Regions from separate parts of the Homo sapiens genome. Here all the other regions are linked to region 1. Evidence: chromatin loops called from intact Hi-C (ENCODE). Cell type or tissue: dorsolateral prefrontal cortex. All regions are shown on one strand.

Region 1 (2,500 bases):
TTGCCTGCTGGAGAGGCCAGCAATGAGTCCTGGGCCAGCCCAGATCTCACCTGTGTGTTGAATACTAAACAAGGAGACAAGTAAAATAAGTCCAGCATGAGTCAGATGCTAGGTCTGGCTTGGGGAAGCATGCCCTCAGTGCCATAAACACCTAGAGGACAATGGGAGCAGAGGATCAGAGCTTCTGCCTGCCTGTACAGCACCTTTGTGCAAAGTAGGAAGAAGTCTCACTCTTGGTGGATAACTTTCTAAAAGGGCACACCTTCCTCTAGGCTAAGGCAGCCCCATGCCGCAGGGTCTAATCTGTTCAATCATATACCCAACCATCAGTGACATATGAGTGGGCTTCTGCAGCATTCAGGGGAATTTGTCAGAGATAGGGAGGCCAAGATCCAAGTGGAGGAAGCCAGACTAGCAGAGTTTGTGGAAGAACTGCAATGGGGGATGAGTCTTCAAGGTCTTGTGCCTGAGCAATGTGGGTTGTGGGAGAGGATTCTGGAGAAGGTTTTATTTGGATGGTAGAGGATCCCTCCATTTAGCTGCTGAGTCAAGAGGAAGAGAGTGGAGTCCAGGAGGGTAGTAGGAGGTCGTTATGATGTTATGGATAAGAATAGATGTGGTCCAAGGATGGCTTGAGTCATGGCTGGGCTCCAGTAAGGAGAAGAGATAAGCCCCCACCCCTGGCCTCTGCCTTAGGAGAAGTGGGGCTGGCCCTGGTGGGGCGAGACAAAGTTGCCCGTCTAAAGAATGGTTTGGCATGCTCCTGGCTATAGATGCCTAGGGCAAGCATAGACTTGCACACTTTGGCTTAGTTCAGGCCTGTGAGATCCTCCCCTTACCCCACTCTGGGCTCCCATTAGGACAGAGAACTGACTTGAGGTCTAGGGCCACCCCAGGGGTTTGGAGATTGCAGTTATGAATTGGGACAGATGGTAGAGCTCCAGGCAGAACAGGTGGCTCTGTGGCCAGCTGGGGACATGCCTCACAAAGAAAGCCTGAATTTGTACAAGGTGCACCAGCATGGAGCAGGATTTTGCCCGCAGCACCTTCTCACAGCTCTCCAGCCTATATGGTAAGAACATACTGACACCAGGGGGCAGCAGAACCCAGTCATTATGCTCTCCAGCTATTGTTCTGTCCCTTGTGGTTATAAGGATTCATGGGTTGACCTTCAGAAGGCTGAATTTGGCTCAGCTACAGCCCCAGATGGGACTCAGGACTGTCCCATACATGGGGTGAGTGATCATGAGGCTCTGGCTTGTTTATAAAAATGGGCAAAAGTTACAGGCTTTTGTATAACAGAAGCTACACTGTGTATCCAGCCAGCACTGGGCACATAGTAGGCACTCAAATACTCATTAAGTACTAGGTGTGTGTGGAGGGGTGTTTTTATGGGATTAACTATTGCAAACAGGCTGACTTGGCTGTTGTTTCACTGAGCACCTACCATGTGTCAAGCACCCTGTCTATGATTCTCCAAACTTTCCTTCCATCCTCCCACAACACTGTGTTGTGTTCTCCCCATTGCCTAGGTGAGGCCCTGAGACTCAGCGAGGTTCAGTGGTGAAGCAACTTGTAAGAGCTGTGAGTCAGGCCACATTCTCAGACTTTCAGTCCAGGAAGGGACCACCAGGCATGATCAGCCAGCCATGTTAGCTAAAATTATAATAACTTGTATTAGGCTTTCCTTAAAGGGGATCCAGGATTCTGACATGCAGAAAGGGAGTAGGAAAAGAAAAGGCATTCCAGGCCAAGGGACCTGTGTGAGGGAAGATTGGCAATAGGACTGAATGAAGTTGAAGGACCAATTCTGCTGGGCCAGTGAGGTTGCCAGAGGTGGGCTCTGCAGGCCTAGGATAACAGGCCAAACAGCATTGGCTTTATTCTGTGCAGCGGTTATGTCAAGGAGGTGTGGGTAGAACTGGGCATGTGGATGACCAAGGTGACACTATTCCTGTGCTCCAGAAGCCTCCTCCACAAGTCCATGGTCTCCTTGAGGGCAGGGCCAGGTGTCTCATGTCTATGTCCCCAACCCAGAGTTGGGCACACAGGGTACATAAGAGTTTATTGCATAAACTAAAGAATTCCCTGAGCGTAATTTATTTTAATAATGTGTTTTATAAGCTGTTTCCTTACCACAAGTCAATCAGTAAACAACAGATTTTGAGTGTGCTCCTGCTAGGATGCTAGGCTCTGTGCCCAGGTGGGGGATGATGCCAATATGTTAGAAGCAGTAGGGAAAAGCAGGTGTAAACTCCTTGCAGGCAGGGCCAGGTTACCCTTCACTGGAGAACCCTGTGTGCTGAGAACCAGTGCAGCCTGGAATAGAAGGAGGTGCTCCAGAAGTGTTTGTTGAATGAATGAATGAATCAACTAGTGAACCCACAGCTTCTGGGTGACCAGTTTTGTGGAAGAGAGTCTTCTCTGAGGGCTGCTGCTTCCTTAGAGCTCCAAGGTTCCAGTCACCTGACAGATTGGGAGCTTGGGCCACTCTGCCAAG
Region 2 (2,500 bases), 840 kb after region 1:
TTAGACAATATAGGCTAAATGTTGGTTGTTGGCTATAATAATAGCTATTATGGACATTCAAATAAATTTTTGAATGAATAACCCTGAGCAATTCTGTTTCTATTGGTGCTGTGACATTATGTACAAAAGTACATGAAGGCTGCTTGGTGGTTCCCATATTATTGACTAGACATAAACACTGCTTTTCTTCACCATATTATAGCAGGCTATTTCCTCATGTTTATGTTTCAGCCAGTGACAACTACAGATCCCAATTGGCCATGCTGATGTTAAACGTTAAAGGATGGCTGCCAATGAGAATTGTGCGCCGGGCAGGAACGTGCATCATGCTTGGGCGTGAGAAATGAATCTGAGACCAGGTAGGTACTCAGAGAGGTATAATCCGAGCACAGCCATCACATCCCAAGCTCATTCAGTGAGCTCAGGTCTCACCAGTCCCTGCTCTGTCTTGCTGTTACTTTTGACAAGTAACTTTGCTGGGGTTCGGTTTCCTTGGCTGCTAGACTTCTGTGCACCTTCTGTTTATCTGAATAAACTTTCACCTCATTGAACTGCTGTTGCTCAGGTCAGCCTTTGGCGTCTCCTATACTTCCCAGGGATATGAAATGGGTCCCTCAGACAAATACTCGGTCTGAAGATGAAACGAGGGCAGAACTCAAGTCGCAGATTTGTATCATGGATAAACACTGAGTACCAAGTTAGTACCAAGAAGTAGGAACCACACTGGTGCCTCCCGCTCTCCTCCGCACGTGCACAAACCCTCAACTGCCCCTAGGAGTTGGTCATCTGGCTTCTCTGGGGTAACAGCCACATCCTCCATAAAGGGTCAGGAGCCCCAGCCTCCAGAGACTCCAGACAGTTTTCTCAAGGACGCGAACATACCCTCCCCGACGGCATCGTACCCACCCCTTCCCGGGCCCTGTCACCTTGACTGCCCGTCCCATGGCTCTCCTCACCGCGGCCGCTACCTCCAGAGCAGTCGAGTAGCCCCGCCTCTCAGCAACCAATCAAAGACTGAACTGTTTCCAGCCCCCTGTAGTCGCGTTACTAATGCGCCACAACGAATCACTAGGCAGCATCTCCCTTTTAGCCCCGCCCTCCTCCAAAGGACGGAGGAGGCGTTTGCTAAACGGGCGTTTGCTAAAGGCGTTTGCTAAACGGATGGGAACTGGTAAAATCGCGAGGAGCCGCAGAGCCCAATTACTGGCCAGAAGAGAACGGAAATCACCTGGACGCCATGTTAGTTAGGGGCACAGTCACTTCCGGCGCAGGGATCGTCTGCTAGGCGGACTAGGTTTGTATATAGTGGATGGCGTCGGCACCCGCGTTTTGTTACCTCCTGTTTAGGGTATAGGATCGTCTGTAAAAGAACCTTTATTTTAACGTTTCCCAGTTGCGACTATCTCTTTGGAAATGTGCATAAATAAAAGCCAAGTCCTAACAGCTGCAGCGGGCATTGATTGGAACACTGACTCCTAAAAATTTTATGCGTATATTCTCTCATTTATTTCCATAGAAGGTGAGGTTAAATTACTCGCTGAAGTTCGCACATTTAGTAAATGGAGATCTGGGATGCAAATCCGCTATGCCTGACCGTAAAGCCTAGTTTTACCCTTTACATTTTGCCTATTCAGCTCTCTCTACTCCTTGGTTTTGCTGATAAAGAGGTCAGAAATGGGTAATTAATCAGCAGCATCATAATTAGAAACAATCATAAGTATTTAAGTGCGTTTCAACTTATGACCTTGCAAGCATCAAGAAAAAACTCTGTAGTCACGTTACTAACGCGCCACAACCTTTTCCTATTGTTCCTATTGCATAATTGTTCTCCTTCCCTACCCGTGTAGCCTTTCAGGTTAACTTTTAGGTAAAATTGACTTCTTATTAAAAATGAAAGATCTGGACCAATGGATTTCCAAGGCCCTTTTCTTTCTCTGTGATCTATGTTATTCTAAGGAATTATTGCAAGTCATTCTGAGAATAACAAGATAATCGATTTTTTAAAATTAAGATGCATTCGATTTGCAGAACATTTAACGTAATGAAGCGATTAAACCAAGTATACTGGATATTGTCTTTTATCTGAGAAACAATAAACTAGATGATCTTGGACCTTGCATTGTGTTTTCTGAATGCTGACGGTGATTTAAAAGATACCCCGTCCCCGCTCCCCCATTTTCAGTGTAGACTCATAGTGCAGCTTCCTGAAAATTCATAACTTATTGTGATGATTTCTTGCTAGCTACTGTCCTGAATTCAGTTAACCAAAGTCCCTCATCTGCTGATACTTTAAAACAGTTCTATAATGACAGAATCAGTTCAGTTCTGTGGCTCCTCTTTTCTTAAATAAATCTGCATGTCTCCTTTAACTGTTCCACATATGAGGTGGGCTCTTCACTATTCTAGTTGTTCTGGGAACATGGCCTGGTTTGTCTTGTCACCCCAAAATAATCAAAAGGCTAAGGATCCAGTTAAAAAGGTTTATTCAACTGTAAAGTGT
Region 3 (2,500 bases), 580 kb after region 1:
CTTTATAGTGAAAGATTTTGAGAATTAGTAAATCCAGTACATGATTCCATAAAAGCTTATTAAAGTTAATAATTCTAATTTACTCCAAATGATTACTTTCAATATGATCTTTGGGGAGAAAAAGCCTTTAGTGAATTTTCTTGAGGGTGATAAATCACATCATTGCGATCTATATCACCTCCTTGAGAATCTCTCCCAGGCTGAAAATGTGATGGTAATCATGGGTGTTTTTAAGAACAAATCTAATTTTTATCAAGTGTTCTTTCCTCTACAAAAAAGGAAGGAGGAGAAAAAGCTTCCTTAAAACTGATTATTTTGATTCAATTTTAAGTTTCTAAAAAAGGTGATATTAAAGTATATGTATTCCTTCAGCATTACCTTAAAGGCTAGAAAAACGGGATAAATCTTCAGAAAAGTGTCAAAAGTGTCACAGTACATGTTCAAATTTAAACTTGAATCCTGGTTCATCTTTGACTTTTGTTGTGCATTTTTAATGCTTCTTTATTTTTGATACACAGAATGCAGTTGAACTTGATCTTTTAAAATTGAGACATGTAAGCTAATCAGCAAAAGACAGAAACAAAACTGCACATCTGTAATAATCAGATAGCAATTCTACTGCACAATTCATTGATTGTAAGGTATCCTGTAACAAGCAATGTTTGTCTCCTATTTTTTGATACCTCTTAAACTTATGTCTTTTAGAAAGACAGTGCCTCTGTATGCTTTTTGTATTTTTACTGAGTGTAAATATTTGTTATATTTTTGGTTAAGAGAATGTAAAAATACCATTTATTATTATCATATCTACTAATACATTGGTGGAATCAATAAAGAATCTACATTAATCTTCTCTGTACTTAATTATAAATGTATGGAACTGATGAAATAATTACAAACTTAGTCATTCGAGAGTGCCAGTCTGGGACCTGTGTTGGTGTGAAGGCCTTATTTTTTAACTATCCAGAAAAATTGGAGTGGTCCATTTGTTGTTGGTTATGTCAAATCTGTGAAACACCATAGCTATTGTTTAGGTTTAAAAAATTGTGTTTGATGGCATACCAAGTTAACAGTGGCTTAAACTCAATTGGGGCTTGTCTTTTTGTTATTGTTGTCTGTTTCTTTTTCTTCTTACAGTAGAAAAGTCTACAGACAAAACTGTCCGGGGCTGATACTGTAACTCCTCCACGATGCTGTCAAGGATGGCAAAAGTAGGGGTGAAAAGGATAGGCTTAGGTAAGGAAAAGGTGCAAATATGTGTCTCTTTCTACGCAAAGAGAACAAAACAGTAGTTTCCAGAAGCTCCACTTGCATGTTTGTACTTACATCCCATTAGTTAGACCTCTGTTGCATGACTGGTAGCTCCAAGGGTGCCTTGGAAATTATCTATTTTATCTGAGCAATTGATGTTCCTAACAAATTTAGGACTCTTCAGTGAAGAAGGAAAGAATAGATTTCAAATGGGCAGCCAGCTGGGTCTACGAAAGCATGCCTATTGCCCCCTCTTTTGGGCAGTATATGTAAATACAGCCACTTTTATGGGATTAGATCCCAGGACCCTGGCAAAGTAGAAGGAAATTCTACTTTAGCTCCTTTTTTAAAATCTCCTCACAGTTTTCCCTCGGTACCCAGAGAATGTTACTCCCATTATAGCTAAGACTTCTACCTTCTTCCAGTTCACCCCCTCTTCACCAGGTTTTCCCAGGCCATTCTGTCCCCCTGACCATCTCTCCACAGTCTCACTAGTTTCTTTATTTAGAAAATATATTTCTTCACCGGGCATGGTGGCTCACGCCTGTTATCCCAGCACTTTGGGAGGCCGAGGCAGGCGGATCACGAGGTCAGGAGTTCAGGACCAGCCTGGCCAACATGGTGAAACCCCGTTTCTACTAAAAATACAAAAACTAGCGGGGCATGGTGGCGGGGTCGTGTAATCCCAGCTACTTTGGAGGCTGAGGTAGGAGAATCTCTTGAACTCAGGAGGCGGAGGTTGCAGTGAGCCAAGACTGCACCATTGCACTCCAGCCTGGGCAGCGAGCAAAACTGTCTCAAAAAAAAAAAAAAAGAAAAGAAAAAATACACATATTTATATTTGTATCAGATGGCACTGGTGAAATGAAATTTTTTTTAAGTAGAAAATAAGTATAATTGAAAAACGGCTACCCCAAAATATCAAGCTCTAATCCCTGGAGAACTTGTAAATATTACTTTATTTGGAAAAAGGGTCTCTGCAGATGTAATTAAGCATTTTAGAGATGAGATTATGAGTGGGGCCTGAATGCCATCACAAGTGCCCTTGTAAGAGAAACAAAGGAAGATACCAGAAGAAGGCAACATGAAGATGGCAGAGAGGGATGTAGCCACAAGTCGAGTAATGTTGACAGCTTCCAGGAGCTAGAAGAGACAAGGAAGGTATTCTCTCCTAGAGCCTCTAGAGGAAATGGTGCCTTGCCAACATCTTGATTTTGGATTTCTGGCCTCCAAAATGGTGAGATGATGA

What was found. Hi-C counts contacts between places; a loop is a spot of excess contacts. Peaks named below come from ENCODE experiments on the same cell type or tissue, not always from the same donor. Only the 100,000 strongest peaks of a DNase experiment are listed, where the experiment ranks them.
Region 2: a loop joins it to region 1, with 4 times the contacts of the local background. A loop is called at or near these places in 2 of 110 quality-filtered maps.
Region 3: it touches region 1 in a loop (7-fold over the local background); 42 of 110 quality-filtered maps call a loop at or near these places.

What each region holds. Positions count from the first base shown.
Region 1 is chr5:132,006,621-132,009,120 of GRCh38, reverse strand. The region is part of intron 1 of ACSL6 (acyl-CoA synthetase long chain family member 6); the gene reads left to right. It overlaps ACSL6-AS1 (ACSL6 antisense RNA 1), which reads right to left. Exons shown (of 2, transcript NR_183256.1): 2 at 2,085-2,500. Among named protein-coding and RNA genes, the nearest start is that of ACSL6, 3.8 kb to the left of the region's middle. RefSeq lists a silencer at 1,032-1,151. In dorsolateral prefrontal cortex, CTCF peaks have their summits at 908 and 1,107 (motif pointing right); a DNase peak (open chromatin) is centred at 1,100; H3K4me3 peaks cover 204 bases; H3K27ac peaks cover 2,500 bases.
Region 2 is chr5:131,169,465-131,171,964 of GRCh38, reverse strand. It overlaps LYRM7 (LYR motif containing 7), which reads right to left and starts at 1,021. Exons shown (of 5, transcript NM_181705.4): 1 at 927-1,021. The coding sequence starts at 944. RefSeq lists a silencer at 198-247 and an enhancer at 1,158-1,347. In dorsolateral prefrontal cortex, CTCF peaks have their summits at 900 and 1,100; a DNase peak (open chromatin) is centred at 1,134; H3K4me3 peaks cover 2,057 bases; H3K27ac peaks cover 2,063 bases.
Region 3 is chr5:131,422,269-131,424,768 of GRCh38, reverse strand. It overlaps RAPGEF6 (Rap guanine nucleotide exchange factor 6), which reads left to right. Exons shown (of 28, transcript NM_016340.6): 28 at 1-848. It overlaps LOC105379173 (a long non-coding RNA gene), which reads left to right and starts at 2,067. Exons shown (of 3, transcript XR_007058929.1): 1 at 2,067-2,500. In dorsolateral prefrontal cortex, a CTCF peak has its summit at 1,510; no DNase peak of the experiment used is centred here; H3K27ac peaks cover 225 bases.